2 separate regions of the Homo sapiens genome follow, and region 1 is linked to region 2. Evidence: read pairs that join two places in POLR2A ChIA-PET (ENCODE). Cell type or tissue: MCF 10A. All regions are shown on one strand. Links, peaks and the distances in the headings refer to the core of each region. The heading gives the core; the rest is flanking DNA. Region 1 has its middle 47 kb from the start of LINC00111. Region 2 overlaps RIPK4 (receptor interacting serine/threonine kinase 4).

The links. ChIA-PET counts read pairs that join two places held together with the same protein. Peaks named below come from ENCODE experiments on the same cell type or tissue, not always from the same donor. Only the 100,000 strongest peaks of a DNase experiment are listed, where the experiment ranks them.
Region 1: POLR2A ChIA-PET joins it to region 2 with 12 read pairs; 7 of 35 experiments call an interaction of 5 or more read pairs at or near these places.

Annotation. Positions count from the first base shown.
Region 1 is chr21:41,628,275-41,636,601 of GRCh38, reverse strand. No RefSeq gene overlaps it. Among named protein-coding and RNA genes, the nearest start is that of LINC00111, 47 kb to the left of the region's middle. In MCF 10A, for the core only: no CTCF peak of the experiment used is centred there; DNase peaks (open chromatin) are centred at 1,601, 2,141, 4,471, 6,101 and 1 weaker place.
Region 2 is chr21:41,748,346-41,756,672 of GRCh38, reverse strand. It overlaps RIPK4 (receptor interacting serine/threonine kinase 4), which reads left to right. Exons shown (of 8, transcript NM_020639.3): 2 at 1-148; 3 at 5,428-5,576; 4 at 7,470-7,519. Among named protein-coding and RNA genes, the nearest start is that of MIR6814, 5.7 kb to the right of the region's middle. RefSeq lists an enhancer at 3,041-3,832. In MCF 10A, for the core only: no CTCF peak of the experiment used is centred there; DNase peaks (open chromatin) are centred at 412, 4,332, 4,922 and 5,682.

The DNA of each region.
Region 1 (8,327 bases), core at 259-8,258, 120 kb after region 2:
ATATTTACCTGTCTGCACATGATCTCCCCAGCAGAGAGCATTCAGGAGTCATGAGGTCAGAAGAACAGGGAGGGGAGCATTGGAGTCAACCCCCTGCCCCTTCACCCCAACCCCTGCGAGGAACAACATGGAGTGTGAGTCAGGGCAATGAGAATGAAGAAAGGCCCCACAGGGCTGTGTAGGGCAGGATAAGGGGCTCCCTGTAAGAAGCCAGGGCATTGTCCCACATTTGTCCTACCAGGGGAGTCCTGTTTTTTGCATCTTGACTAGACTTTAGAGGCAGGCCTAAATTCTTTATCTGGGTATGTTTAGAAGAAACATAGGCCTGGCAGAGTCAGCACTGGATGGTGGGTGGAAGGATGAATGGATGAGTGGGTAGATAGATACATGAATGAATGGATTAATGAATAGATGGATGGGTGAGTGGATGGATGGATGGAGCAGGTGGATGAGTGGATGGATGGAGTGGGTGGATGAATGGATGGATGATGGATGGGTGGATGAGAAGATGAATGGATGGTGGATGGAGTGGGTAGATGAATGGATGGATGGATGGATGATGAATGGAGTGGCTGGCTGGTGGATGGATGATGGACAGGTGGATGTATAGAAGGATGATGGAAGAATAGATAGATGAAAAGATGGATGGTAGAGTGGGTGGAAGGATAGATGGATGAGTGGGTAGATGAATGAATGGATAAATGGATGGATGGATGGTGGATTGATCAGTGGATGATAAATGGAGAGGATGGATGTATGAATGGATATATAGAGGGATGATGGATAAATAGACAAAAAGATGGATGATGGAGTGGGTAGATGGATAGATGGATGGATGATAAATGGATGAATGAATGGGTGGATGAATGGATGAATGGATGGATAGATGGATGGATGGATGGACAACCTTCACCTCTCTGGTTTGAGGTTTGGATTCCATGCTCTCCGGGGTTCCTGCCAGTCCTGGTTGTGTGAGGGTCCATCACTGTAGAATCAGACTATTGGCTGTGGGGGCTGGGGGTGGTTCTTACGCTGGCAGGGAAAGTGTGAGAGCAACTTGCGGGTGAGACAGGATGAGAAAGAATTGTTGGAGGAGGCAGAGGGAAAGGAGGGCAATAGCAAGGTAGTGGGGGGAGGAGAAAGGTGAAAGAGAGAAAGTGGGTAAAGTAAACTAAGTCTGGCAGCTTTGAAGGTTTCCCCAATTGCAGACCCAATTACTTCTAATAACACCTTGGAGCTCCTTGGCGCCTTCTCCCAGAAGCTCAAAGCCTTTGATTGATGCTGTGAAACTGCTTGACGTTCCAGCAGGCAAGACAGATGTACCATTAATAGCAACATTTATTGCCCAAGGTCACAGGGCACTGGGAGCAGGCCCTAGAGGGGCACGGGGCTGGGCACACAGGGGAAACATTCCCTCCCCTGATCTTCCCTCCTCACCGCCCCGAGGGCCTGGTGCCTTGTATGGTGTGCCCTGCCCGAGCTCTCAGAGAGCCCAACCGTGAATTCATAAGCATTAGTAAGTCACCGGTTCTCACGACACACTATGAGCTCACAGCTGTAACCGACTCATTTTCAAAACAAGGACGCCCAGACTGGGGCAAGCCAAGTGACTCCCCCTAAGTCACTCAATGTGTCAAAGCTGGAACTGGGAAAGGGTGAATTTCAAGATTTGAAGGCCAAGGTTTATCCTTAGGCCACCTGGCTGGTGTGTCCACAAGCCAACATTGCAAAGGAAAGTGATGAAATCAATAGTTGCTGCAGCCCCGAGAGCACTCTCTCTGCCATCACCATGTGGGGCTTCAAGCCACTTTGCTTCAAGCCACTTGGCTTCACAGGGTCTCAGTTCCTTATCTCACTGCCCCCCTTGCTGGGTGGGCCTCCCTCTTCCCAACCTGCTCTTCCACATCCCTCCCTGCCTTGATTAACTGAGGTCCTCCTTGTTACCAGAGTCACAGGCTGAGGGTTCTGCAGGTTAGGATGGAGGGGGCGGACTGGCGTTCCTCAGGCCTGAGTCAAAGAGGTAAATTATCCAATAAAGCAGCATTACCAACCCCCTAAAAAGAATCCTCAACACAGCAGCCAAGAATGCACCTGAAAGGGTGTGATTTCTTGGCTTCCTGGCTCCAGAAGTACCCTTTGTACCTTTATTGAGATGAGAAAAATGCAGTGCATTCTTGAGCTGGGCCTCAGGGGAAGTCTTGTGGAGACTGGCAGGGGTGAGGCGGGTAATCACCCTGCCTGGGGCCATGAGTCCTCCACCTGCAGGTTCCCAGGAACCGGTCCCAGGCTGCGGAGCAGGGGAGGGGACAGTGGGGTTGGGGGTGCACCCAACTCTGAGTGCAGGGCTGCTAAGAGACAGGCCGGGAGAAGGAAGGAGGAGGGGCAGCTCAGTGGCTGCTCCAGGATCATGGCACCGCTTGTGCCCCATGACTGTCGCTGGGCCCATTCAATCTGCTCTGTCTGCTTCCCCAGTAGAGCAGTGGCACCATGAGGGGCAAGACCCTGGTCTCAAAAGCCTCTGTAGCTTCAGGGACAAGCGCAGCTCCTGGCATGCATGTTAGCAGGTGCATAAGACTTTTCCATGAGATGGACGGATGATGAATGAATGGGTGGTAGATGGATAGAGGGATGGATGGAGGATGAATAGATGGAGAGATGAATAAACAGATGGACAGATAATGGAGAGTGATGGATGGTGGGTGGATGATGAATGGATGGATGGACAGTTGGGCTAATGATGGATGAATAATGGACCGATGGGTGACAGATGAATGATGGATGGTGAATGGACGATGAAAGGATGGAGGGATGATAAATAGATAGAGGGTGTATGAACAGATGAGTGGATGGATGGACAGATGATGAAAGAGTGATGGATGGTGGATCAATGTGAGTGGATGGATGGATGGACAAATGGATAATGGATGGCGCATGGGTGGATGGATGCACAGATAGAAAAATGAACAGGATTCTGGGACACAAGGAAGATATTTGGGATCCTGCCCAAATCCCCACTGTAGCAGGCAATTCAATGAAATACTGAAAGCAGCCACGCTTACGTGTGGGGTGTTTAGAAGGAGGAGCCCCTCTTTCCTCTTCCCCAGCAGCCCACACAGGACCCAGGCTTGGATGTACAGGCACAGAGCAGGAGAGGAGAGTGACAGACGGAGAAAGGGGTGCTCAGGAGCGGTGGGGAGCTGAGGATGGCGGCCCACAGCCTCCCAGTTTCCCAGGCCTCCACCTCTGCCTTTTCCCCAAGTCAACTGGCAGGCCCCGGCCAGGCTAGCAGTTCTGGGGAGAGTCTAACCTGGGGCGTGACTCTGCTCTGTGGAGAGGAGCTGCAGGGGCCCCCAATTACACCTACCCTTTCCCTGCGCACCTTTCGTCTGGTGCAGAGGGCTGTGATTACCCGCCCCCAACCCTTCTTACAAGTGACATAAAACTGTGGCATTCAGAGCAGCGACTTTCAAGCTGCCCCTGACTTAATGAGCTGCCAGTGGAGTTCTTGAGCTAGGTCAGAAGGAGGGGACGTAATTGCATGTTTGCTGCTGGAGGGAGTCCTCCTCTCTGGCGTTAGGTCTGAGGGGAGCAAGTGAAGGCTGACAGGTGCAAGAGGAAGTTGGTCACTGCCTTCCAGCTGGGCCTGGTGCCCAGGTGGAGGAGCCTCCAAACCTCTTGGCACAGAGGATCTGCCTGAGCCCACAGTGGAGCTCAGCCCTTGATACCCACACCTGGCCTGAAATAACCCTCCCCTTTGCAGGTGGCAGGGGCTGTACCTGGAAGCGAATGAGCTGAAGTTCCAGGGGCCCAATCTACTCCAACCCAGGGAGCACCCAGAGCTTCTGGGAGCTATAGAGGGTTGTAGGTGAGGAGAGGATGCCAGAATTCAATCTATTTAAAAGAGATTGCAGAAGGACAGAGGAAGAGACCTGAATCTCCATGGCGCTAACACTTTCTGGTGATTTATTCACATTCTAAATAGGAACTCATATTTGTATCTTACTTTGATTTAATGACTTTATATTATTTTTCTTAAAGAGAGCGAATTGTCTAAGCTTCAATCCAAAGCACCTGAAGGGGCTCCTGACTGCTGGTGTGTTCACAAGTCAGTGGCAAACAATTGTGAGCCGGAGGTGAGACCCACCCTGGCCTCCACCCAGCCCCATCAACCACACAGAGACTGGGTGTCGTGCACTCATCACAGGATCGAGATGTTTGCTCAAGGACTCCAAGCATCAGGGCTGCTGCCCTGTCCGCTGGGTGTCCCCAGACACGTTGCCTCCATGCGGGCTGGCGCTCATCTGCCTCTGCCTCAATCCTCCAGAGAGCACCTCTGGCACTCCTGACACAGGACAAACCAAAGCCCCCCTGCAGCTCAGAAACGCTATTTTGATGCCTCCCCCACCCCCTGCCTCTTCCCAGGTCATGAGTCAAGCCACTGCTTGAAGGAGCTCCTCCCTCAGGCCAGGCACTGTGCCAGCTGCCATCAGCTGCATAGCTGGGCCTATTTCTCTTGTTCGCTGTGGTTACAGGTGGAATCATGCCCCACCCCCAAACCTCAGGGCAGGACACCCGGTGTCCCTTGTCTCTTCCAGAGGGTCACCTGTGCCCTCATGCAGCAGCTCTGGTAGACACATTCTTCCGGTAACCCCATCTCCTCTTCCGCAGGGCCAGCTCAGGAACATCCACTGCCCCCCACTCCTCTCCTGGTATCCCCGCAGGCACAGCGGCAAAGCAACCCTTTCCCACACATCTTCCCATCTGCCCCTGCTCACTGCTGCCAGGGAGGTGCCACCTCCACGCTTACCCACTCTCAGGAAAGGACATAATCCACCCTCCCTCCAAGAGCTCATGGACTGCCAGGATCCTAAACATCATCCCACACTCCTGCTGTGTGGGGGCAAGGCCTCTCCAAGTGCCCCCACTGGCTGTTGCCCTCCTCCAGTCCTGCCTGGGCCCCCATGCCAGACCTGCCTCAGCTCTCCTCTGTGGGAGGATGTAGTGGTTGAATTGTGTCCCCTAAAAAGAAATATTCAAAAAGACAAGCTCACAATCTCCAGTACCTGTGAATGTGCACTTATTTAGAAATCAGCTCTTTGCAGTTGTAGTGAAATTAAGAAGAGGTCATACTGGGCTGTAGTGGGCCCTAAATCCAATGAGTGTCCTTATTGGAGACAGAAAATGTCACATCGAGACAGAGAGGAGGAGGCCACGTGAAGATGCAGGCAGAGAGTGACGTGGCCATGAGCCAAGGAGAGCCAGGGATTGCTGGAGCCACTGAAGCTGGAGAAAGGCAGGGACCGATTCTCCCAGAGCCTTCCTATGAAACCAGCCCTGCAGTCACCTTGATGGCAAACTTTCGGCCTCCAGAACTCTGGGAGGATCAATTTCTGTGACTTTAAGTCCCCGGTTTGTGGTGCTTTACCGCGGCAGCCTCAGCGAACGCATGCCGAGGATGGCAACCACGACAGCAGCTGCAGCCCAGCCCAGGCCGGCCCTGCCACCCTCTCCTGCTGGATCCTTCCCTGGGACAGCCCAGGCCTCGCTTCCAGGGAGAGGGAAGCACAGGGGACAGGGTGAGGGGCAGGGCAAGGTAGGCTCCACGACCGTGTGGAGCCGGCCCAGGGAGGGAGAACCCCCAGACGCATTTGGCACCCCAAGGGGAGACGGACCTCGGATTGAACCACACCTTGATATGTGTACTTGGGATTTGTCTTTTCGGGAGAGGGAGAGGTCAAAAAATAAAATAGAATTCCAGCTTTAGGGCAAATGACTGAGACCATCAATTCATGTGTAGGTATTGACTGAGGTTGATCATTTTGACTCTCAAACTGTGGTTGTAAATGATAATCGCCATGAATTCTGCAAATGATTGATGGTGCAACAGTTTAAATCCCTAGGAAGGAGTTGGCTAAGATTCTGTCAACACAACTTCAAGCCCTCGGTGTTTTTGGCTTCTTCAGGAGAACTGGATGATGGAAAACATTTTTTTTTTTCTTTTTAATCATAGCTGCCTGAATTGCTCATCATTGCTTAGACGGCTTGTGAAGGCAAACATATTGCCCCATAAATTCTCAACTGTCCTGTGCAGAGCGTCATGAGTCACCCGGGGTTCTTAAGGATGAATGGATGGTGGAGCGGCTTCTCAGGAAGATTAGCGAGAAGTCACGGCTGCGCTTGCCAGGCCAGGCCTCTGCAGAACTGACTCACGTGGACAAGGAAACAGCATCAGGGTAGGCGGCCTGACACGGAACTTTGAGAGCAGCGATTCTGCAACCTTCCACATAGGCGTACCCCCATGTGTCGGGGCGTCTCCCCATTTTGTTGTTGCTTTTTCTTATAGGTATGTACAGTAAGTCTTCACTTAACTTGCTTGATAGGTTCTTGGAAACTGTGACTTTCGGCAAAATGACATATAATGCAACCAGTTCACCACAGGTTAGTTGACGTAAACAAGAGTTAAGTTCTTAAGGCATATTTTTGGTCGCGAAAACATCGCCAAATTTTTATTGTTGGTCTTATTTTTATTTATTTATTTATTTTTTTGCTTTTTGTTTTTTTGAAACAGTATCTCCCTCTGCTGCCCAGGCTGGAGTGCAGTGGCACAATCATGGCTCACTCTATCCTCCACCTTCCAGGCTCAAGTGATCCTCCCACCTCAGCCTCCCCAAGTAGCTGGGACCACAGACACATGCCACAGCACCCAGCTAATTTTTAAATTTTTGTAGAGATGAGGTCTGGTCTCAACTCCTGGTCTCAAGCAATCCTCCTCCCTTGGCCTCCGAAAGTGCTGGGATTATAGGCATAAGCCATCACACCTGGCCCAAATTTTGAAATAAAGATCAAAACACTTCTAATATTAAACATCGAAACAAATATGAGCTTTTCATACATTTAAGAAAAATTAAAAACTGGTAACACTATTGAAAGCAATCTGCAGATTTGGTACAATCTCTGTCAAAATAGTTCACAGGAATAGAAAAAAAAATCTTAAAATTTGTATGGAACCCCAAAAGACCCCAAATAGCCAAAGAAATCCTGAGCAAAAAGAACAAAGCTGGAGGCATCACACTGCCTGACTTCGAAATATATTGCAAGCCTATAGTAACCAAAACAGCATGGCACTGGCATAGAAACAAACACATAGACCAATGAAACAAATTATCGACAGAAATTAATCCATGTATCTATAGTGATCCGATATTTGACAAAGGCACCAAGGACACTCATCAGGGAAAGTGTGGAGTCCTGATAAGATAAGTAAGCAACAATCAGGAGGGACCCCAGGTGGGGAAGGGCCCCAGGTGGGGAATAACAACGAACAATTATTCTGAGAGATGGCCAATCACAAACAACCGGATGACAGGATGACAATGACCTAGTTCCTGGTGGCCCCAGCAGCATGACCTCCTTTTGTTGGCCCCTCCAGCATGACCCTATAAAACTTCCCTCCAGCCCCTGCCTTTTTGTAGACAGCCCATTGCAACCTTGCAACCTTGCAACATATTCTCATACCTTCTCTAATAAATCTGCCTTTCTTTACCTACTACTCTCTTGGCAAATACCTTTACCACCTGCGACACCAGCCCTAGCTAGTCACCACCCGTGACAGAAAGGCAGAAATCTGCCTTCTTTACCTTTTTTCATGTATGTGTTGGCCATTTGTATGTCTTATTCTCGGAAATGTCTGTCACATCATTTGCCCATTTTTAAATTGAATTGGTTTTGTTGTTGTTTTGCTCTTGAGGTGTTTGAGTTCCTTGTATATTCTGGATACTAATCTTTCATCAGATGAATACTTTACAAATATTTTCTCCTATTCTGTAGATTGTATTTTCATTTTGTAGATTGTTTCCTTCGCTCTGCAGAAGCTTTTTAGTTTGACATAATCCCATTTGTTTATTTTTGCTTTTGTTGCCTGTGCTTTTGAGGTCTTATTTGTAAAATCTTTTCCCAGACCAATGTCCTAAAGCATTTCCCTGTTTTGTTTTTTCTAGGAGTTTTATAGTTTTGGGTCTTGCCTTTGAGGTCTTTGATCCATTTTCAGGTGGCTTTTGTATGCAGTGAGAAGTGGGGGCCTAGTTTTATTCTGCTGACATCTGCACTCCCAGTGTTTATTGGAGCAATATTCACAATAGCTGAGATATGGAATCCTGGCTTGTGTCCAACAACAGATGAATGGATAAAGAAAAACGGGGCGTATATACACCATGGAATACTATTCAGCCATATGTAAGAATGAGATCCTGTCATTCACGGTAATGCCCTTCCATTGCAGGATCAGATCCACATCCACACTCACTCCAGACAAACGGAACTGGAGAGCA
Region 2 (8,327 bases), core at 283-8,282:
TTCGGAGCCATTGCCATGGGATCTCCGGTTCCGAATCATCCACGAGACGGCGGTGGGCATGAACTTCCTGCACTGCATGGCCCCGCCACTCCTGCACCTGGACCTCAAGCCCGCGAACATCCTGCTGGATGCCCACTACCACGTCAAGGTGGGGGGCCGCACGGTGCCCGAGAGAGCTGGGCAGGGAGGGCCTGTGTCTTGGGGAGCAGGGTATCAAGGGGTCAAGCCCTGAGGTCAGGACAAGGGCAGAAGAGGAGGTGGTTCTTCTTGGAGGAAAGAGCTTGAAACCGAGGCCTTTTGCAGCATGAGGACTCCAGGAGCCTAAGCTTGTCCTGGTTGGTATGAAAACCACACGCCATGTAGCTGGAGGGTAGCTTGGTGAACATGGGGGCTGTTCCCCCAAATCTTGGCATATGACTCATTCCGGAAAAAGATTACGGGTTTGTGGGTTTTGGTCTTATGAAATCAGGTTAGAATTCAGCCCGTGGGCCAGGTGTGTCCTTGCGAGACCTTAGGCTCTGCAACAAAGGGACGCATTTCCCTCAGTGTTTTCAGGAGCTCGGGGTGGTGGGAATGTGGGGGTCCTCTGCAGTGGGGTCCTCAAAGTGCTGTGGAAAGAGGCTTGTGAGGAGGGGCTCGTTGCCTCTGTCTGCCCCTGCGTAGAGTGCGGAGTGGCAGCGTGTTGCGTTAGTGCAACGCCTGGGAGATGGAGCTTGCTTTTGCTTCGCTGATAGGTTTTTGAAACACAGAAAAGTAAGAGAGATAATGTAACTGAAAACCAGTGTTGCCTCTGGGCCTTGGCAGGTGTTAGCATCATCACCTTTGCATCAGGGCTGTATTTCCTTGTATCTCCTTTGATGGCCTTCGTGGCTAGGGTTGTACTGTCGTTGACATGTGGTGGTTACACCTGGCGCGTTGTAGTTTTTCCCCACGTGGTGATGTTCACATGCTCTTGGGAGGCCCAGGGTGATAGGCTGGTCCACATGACACTGGTGTCTGCCCTGGGAGTGAGAAGGAGCCGAGAGCCATGGTCCGGATCCATGTAGTTCATGCAGGGGACAAGCAGAGGAGTCCCCTGCCTGGCTTGGCTGTGCTACTGTTCCTGGTGGCACAGCACTTCCAGGCCTCTCTGATGGCCTGACCATTAATTAGGAGAGACCTGAATTCAGGGCCCGGCCCTGCCCCTGAGCTCTTGGGTGGGACGGGAGCGGTGGCTCGTATGGCATGCGCACGGCCGCTCCCTGTGCCCAGACTCTGCGGACGAGTGCATCTCGCGTGCCTTGCTCAGCCAGGGCGGTGGTGAGGAGGTCAATTTTTCACTTCGGGCAGTAATTATAAGTTGTCTCTTAGGTAGGTGTTGCGCAGTAATAAGATTTCAGCTAGAAGATGAAGCACCGTCCTGCGAAGTGAAGTAGGAAATTGAGATAATGGAGACAAAAATCAAATGACTTGGCTTGAACGGGCTCTCTGGTGGTTTCCCGCATCTGCTTATGTTCTGGGACCCCTGGGATTCCCGTTTCCTGTGATGGGCAGGGCTGGGCCTCACATGCGGACCCCCCATTCCCGCCAACATTTACGGGCTTGTTTCTAGGTAGCACAGGCTCTGGGGCCCTAATGACTAGTAAGCTCTGCCGTCCAACGTGCACTGAATACCGGAAAGGACATGCTAGAGGCTTCACCTGCGGGAGCTGCCCTCATCCTCAGAGCAGAGGTGCAGAGTGGACGGTGGCCTCTGGTTCTCGCTGAGTCTCTGCTTAGAGTGAGTAAATTAGCAGCCAGGATCGTCCAGCTGTAAGTCACGGAGCAGAGACCTTGATTTCCACCTGGCCTGCCACTGTGCTTGACATGAAAGAAACCAAATGACCACTGCACGTAGCAGTCACTTGGGGGCAGGGTGTGTGGCCCGCAGGCTGGGCCTAGAGGCGGCCCTGTGGGAGGGGGTGGGAGTGCTCCTGGGGCTGGGCCTTCACACAGGGTGGGGCTTTTCTGCCCTCAGGAGTCGGGGCAGGCAGCAGCAGAGCCTTTAGGTGAAGGAAACAGCCCAAGAGACGCAGAGAGCTCTGGGCCTTCCTGCAGGGGCAGCAGGCAGCAGGGCTTCCCTGTCTTTCAGGACAGCTGCAGGGGGCGGATGCTGCCTGGAACTGCTTTCTCAGGGAGGCTGCTGTCGAAGGCACGCTGGGTGCTGGCCAGGAAGTGACAGGACATCTCTGTGTGGTGCCCCTGGGACATCTTAGGGCCCTGTGTACCCTGACAGGCCGCAGGAAAGATTGCTTTTGTGTGGCGTCCTTCTTAATCAGGCATGTTAGTCACCATCAAGAAGCCCAAAAACAAACCGAAAAATACCTTTACGTGACATACTTATTTTTTCTGTGAAATAGCTACTGGTGTGCGTAGAGTGCAGCAGGGAGTGTGTGTCGGGGTTCTGAGAGTCAGCGCCTTTGTTCCTGAAGACGAAGTGTGGAAGCTTTGCATGGACTGACCACTGGGCTTCTGGGCAGTCCTCAGTAGACAGTTATTCAATGCAGGAAAACTGTAATCCAGAATCCTGCAATTAGATCCTAAGTTGCCATTCCAGTGCTGCCATTCGCCTCTGAGATGGGCTCCCTCAGTGCTCAGGGCTCGATTCAAACTGGAAATATCACAGCAACTGTCTACTTCATGAAGCAGTTAAATGTAAATAGTATACAAAGTAATAGTATCAAATTAATGCTTGATATTATTCAACATTACATATACTAAATACCAATATTAAGATACTAGTTGGAATCAATTTCAACTTAAAAATGAAATAACTTGGTTTAAAATCTCAGGCTGCATTTATATGTCCAGTTAGCCCAAAACAGACGCTTTTCAAAGGGTCACACGCGGGTCACGTTCTGCTGTGTCTTTCTTTTAGAGGCAGCAAAACCCCGGCAGGCTGCTTTCTTAGTCTTGACAGCTGGACCTTGAAGTTGAAGGGCCATGTGCTTGGGGGCAGCTGTGAGCCCTCAGCTCTTGGAGATGCAGAGTCGGGTGCTGATGAGAGTGTTTGTAACTCTTGAAGCATTTGCTGGTCAGAGTGGATGCCACAGTAGCTCGCTGTTGAGGACACGGGGTGAGGGGCAGCTTGGGTGGGAAGATGAGGAAAGGCGGAGGGGAAATGCAGCCGGCCAGGAGTCCGAGACATGGAGGGAGGAGAACATAGAGGGTCAGTGACCCTCCTAGAATTCTCAATTCCGAGCTTGCATTTTGTTGCCAGAGGTTTTACAGAGAATTTCTGCTCGTTTTCTTTTCACCAAGTATAGTTTGGAGTGGCTGGCTCTATCTGACAAAGACAGGAGGAGAAAAGGCTGCAGGCCTGGGGAAGCACCAGGCTGAGATCTCTGCACCCCTGTCGTTTTTCTTTTCTTTTCTTTTCTTTCTTAATGATCTCAGATGTCATTTAATTTTCACAACAAAGCTACAGGATGGGTACTGCTATTGCCTCCTTTTATGAAAAAAGGAAACAGGCACAGAGAGGCTAATAGTCCAGGGCCACGGAGCTACTAACTTGTACAGGCAAGATTAGAACAGTGAGTCTGATCCTTAACTAACCGTGGGAGGGAGATATTTTTTTCCTACATTCAACCATACAGGGGGAGGAGGAATTGCCTAGAAAGTATGTGATGCTTTCTTTATTTTTATTATTATTTTTTATTTTACTTTTAGTTCCGGGATACATGTGCAGAATGTGCCAGTTTGTTACATAGGTTTATATGTGCCATGGTGGTTTGCTGCACCCATCCACCATCTAGGTTATCACCTAGGTTTTAAGACCCGCATGCATTAGGTGTTTGTCCTAATGCTCTCCCTTCCCTCTTCCCCTACGCACCGACAGGGCCCGGCGTGTGATGTTCCCCTCCCTCTGTCCATGTGTTCTCATTGTTCAGCCCATTTCTGAATTTGAAGGCTTTCAAGCCACTGATGACTGTTGAACTGAAACTTCCTGTGCTCTGGAGCTATTTGGAGAGTTAGGACCCGTTGTTGTGTCCCAGCGTCCAGCAGCCGCCGGGGTTTGCAGGGTCGGGTGATGGCGTTCCTCTGGGGAGCTGGCGCTTTCCCTGGAGTGCAGAGTGTGGCTCTCAAGGGCGGTGCAGGCCTGAAGGCCCTGGGAGAAATGGAAGTGGGAGGACATGAGAGCCGCTGGAGTCGAGGCCTTGTCCTGGTGCTCCTGGCTGCAGAGAAGGAGGGCCGGTCCCTGCTCGCAGGCCTTCCCCCCTACCTCCCTGCAGATGTGCTCAGGATCCCTGGAAGCCCGAGTCACAGGTCATAAATTCTCCCAGCTGTTTGGTGCTGATGACAGCAGCCCTATTGGCTCACCACATGGGCATGGCCAGCCCAGAATTAAGGCCTGACTCAGCCTCATTTCCTGTCACTCCATGGGTGTGTTTGAGAGGAGCTCAAGAGTTAATGAAAAGGGTTTTTAAAAAAATCCATATGCCTTGAAGGAAAGTTGAGAGCAGCACTCCCCCTGGATCAAGAGTCCCATTAATGCTGATGACTTGTGTCTTCATCCCACATACGGTTTTCAGCAGCTTCAAAGGGGACTGAGTTACACTGGAGAGGGTAGGACACTGGCAGGAAAGGGGATGCCCCCGAGAGAGGTCAGACCGGGGGTCTGTGAAGTCTCCCCAGTGAGCTCCAAGGTCACCTTTGCCCGAAGGAGACCTGAGACCTGCCTCCCCTGAATGCGGACGTTGAGGGCATTCCTGGAGGAGCTGGGTGGCCGGTGCTCCTTGGGGCCCGGGCGCTGCCAGCAGAGGTGTTTATCAGACCTTCACTCGAACACATGTGTTTGAAGCAGCCAGCCAGTGTCTGCTGATCACAAAACACTCCAGATGGACGGGGCTCTGAGGCGTGTGTTTTGTTTGCTTTAAAGTTTAAAGGGCTTCTGAAGGTGTGTTTCTGTGTTTCCCTTTAAAGGACTTGCAGCCACTTGCCCGCCAGCCTCCCCAGCTGGCAGGTTGCATAACCTGCTCCCCGACTTCTCTAGGAGCAGACCTGGTCTTCACATGTGTCTCTCTTTACCTGAACCCTCGAAGGCTTGTTTTTTTCCCTTTATGCCGGCTCAGCCGGCTCTCAACCACCATGGCAAACATGATGCTTTACAGAAGGTGGATTCTAATTCTTCTGCAGTTCTGTCCCGGATAACTCCTTCCTTACAGTACGATTCTTTCACCTGCCCGTCAAATGTGCTGCTCCTAATGCCTCCAGGCTTGCTTCTGCCCCAGAATCTGTCTCCCTCCCTGCCTGGGGCAGGGCTACCTGGAGAGGCACAGACACGGCTCTTAGGGGCTCCTGGAAAGCTCTCACCCACCCTCTGAGATTGCAGAAGGGAGCTTTTGATAAAGCATCATAAAATATCACTGTTGCAGGCTAATGAGCCCCGCTCTGATGGCTGTGTTGCAGATTTCTGATTTTGGTCTGGCCAAGTGCAACGGGCTGTCCCACTCGCATGACCTCAGCATGGATGGCCTGTTTGGCACAATCGCCTACCTCCCTCCAGAGCGCATCAGGGAGAAGAGCCGGCTCTTCGACACCAAGCACGATGTATACAGGTGTGTGACATGCCGCCCCCCATCCCCTGTGGGTGCCAGGGGCTCTCAACCTCAATGCTTCATGCCCTGAGCTGCAGCTTTCAGAAAGGCCTCTTGCTGCCAGTCAGAAATGGGGCTCGGGCCAGGCGCGGTGACTCACGCCTGTAATCCCAGCACTGCGGGAGGCCGAGGCAGGAGGATTACTTGAGCCCAGGAGTTTGAGACCAGCCTGGGCAACATGGTGAAACCTCATCTCTACAAAAAATACAAAAATTAGCCCAGCTTGGTGGCGTGCACCTGTAGTCCCAGCTACTCGGGACTGAGGTTGGGGGATTGCTTGAGCCCGGGAGGTGGAGATTGCAGTAAGTCATGATTGCACCACTGCATTCCAGCCTGGGCAACAGAGCGCGACCCTGTCTAAAAAACAAACAAACAGAAAGGGGGCTAAGTCCACATAGAAGGGGTGGGTGCTTGTAGAGTTCAGGGATTTCTTTGCTGTGAGTGTTGCTAGCCAAGGAGGAAGGGTGTTCCCAGGTCCACATTTGGGCCAGGCTGACAGCCCTGCCCTGTCAGAGCCTTGGTGATTTCATGACCCGTGGGCTTTATGGCTTGTCTGTTGGAAGAACCTGCTGCTTTCAGTGGTCTGTACGCATGTGTGTTTGTACTTTCCGAAATTCACTCTGATTTTGTGAGGCGAGCAGCTCATCTTCTTCATGGCACTTAACCTTTGTTGGTCAGAGATCAATCCCCAAGTCACCTAGTCCCTTCCTTTTTCAAATTGTAAAGGTCTTAATCACACAGACTTCTTGGAGAAGAAAAGTGGGTGGGAGCGTGTGAGCAGGCACTAAGCCTCCCATTGTGGCTGTTATCCAGCAGCACTGTGACTCGGACCCCGCATGTGAGCTCTGCCTTTTGGTCACTGCCGCCGCCAGCAGCCCAGGCTGACTGGTTTGACAGTGGCCATTGTGCATGTGCTTAGCTGGGGCTTTAAGCTGAGAGTTGCCTGGAAGTGTCACTTTGGAGACTAGTCACAGCTTGTAGAGTTTGGGGAGATTGAGATCCTCTCCATTTATTTTAGAGTTTGGAGTTCCAGCTTTTGAACCTGCCGTTTGAACTAATTTTCGATGGTGAATTCGTTGTCTATAAACAGCCCTCACCAACTCAGTGCTCCTTGGAGGCTCAGTTTTCGGACTTCTGTTTTTCTTTTCTTTTTTTTTTTTTTTTTTTTAATCAATTTGGGCACTTTTTTTGGTGTATCCAGAGTAATGTACATGAACGTATCCCTCATATTATCTATATATTTCTAAGCAGCCCCCGAAAAAGGCTTTGGGGCGTTCAGCTGTGTTGTCTCCTACGTTTTCTGCGCACTTTCTTTAACAACCCTCTAATGATGAACTCTCAGTGAGCCTCTGTTAGGAACGCTGAAATCTCAGCAAGCCTACGTTAGGAACGCTGATCAGAACCAGAATCCGTGTTTTCAGAGAATGAAATCATTGTTGGGGGAGGGCATGGGAGTTGCCCATCATTCATTCATCCATTTCTTCAGTAAATGCCTGCGCAGGTGCTCTGTGCCTGGTGCTTGCGAGAAGATATCAGTGAGGCACACAGGCGCTGTTCCCCAGGAGCTCACGCCCCGCATAGGGTGGCACCCTCTTTGGAAGTCCCTCAAGCTGCCTGAAGATTGTAGCCCAGTTGGCGAAGTTACTTGAGTCTGTCTGACATCTGAGCTATCAACATGCTGGGCTTCACTATAGAGAATTTTCTCTTTTTAAAAACAGGAGAAATATCTCGGTGTCATGGCTCTGTCTTTGGAAGGCTTCAGAACAGGTGTCTTCACGCCTGTTGCTGTGCATGAGTGCATTTGGCTTTGAGTCTCTGGCTGTCAGATGCTAACGTGCCTGGTTTCTCTTCCAGCTTTGCGATCGTCATCTGGGGCGTGCTCACACAGAAGAAGCCGTTTGCAGGTGAGTGGACCTGTCTTTGAGGTGTAATGTGCTTGTCTTTCCTGGAATAATGGGGGGACACCTTGTTGTCCTTTCTCTATCCTAAAACAGAGCCTGTGATCCACGCTGCCATAGGTGCTGCTCTGTGGTGTAATTTGCATGCAGGAAAAGACACAGATCTGAAGGGGCCTGTTCAATGGAATGTTTTTAGGTGCCAGCTAGTTTTTTTGTGGTAGTAAAATATATATAACATAAAATTGGTCATGTTAGCCATTTAAAGTGTATAATTCAGTGACATTAACTACACTGGCAGTGTTGAACAAGCGTTACCACTGTCTAATTCCAGAACATTCTCATCATGCTAGAAGGCAAAGCCCATGGCCATTCTGCAGTCCCTCGCCCTTCCTCCTGCTCAAGCCCCAGCAACCACTCACCTGCTTTCTGTCTCCAGGGGTTTGCCTGTGCTGGTATTTCCAGCTAATTCTTTTTTGTTTACTTTTTAAAAAAATAGTCATAAAATACACAGAACAAAACTTAGCATGTCAGCCGTGTGAAGCATACAGTTCAGGAGCATTACATGTACCCGCGTGCTTGCGCAGCCAACCTCCAGAGCTGCTCAGTGCCATGGAGTTGCTTGCAGGAGTGGCACCCCTGCCCAGCTTGAGAGCTGTGGTGTTTGCTTCCCCAGCCAGGCAGCCACCATTCCGAACACCATCCTCAAAGTTGTCACACCTTGACTTACTTATCATAAAAATCCAGGACTTTTTAGCTTTGTTGGACAGATTCCCTTTTCCTCTAAAGACATTTCTGGGCTACTCATGATATTTTG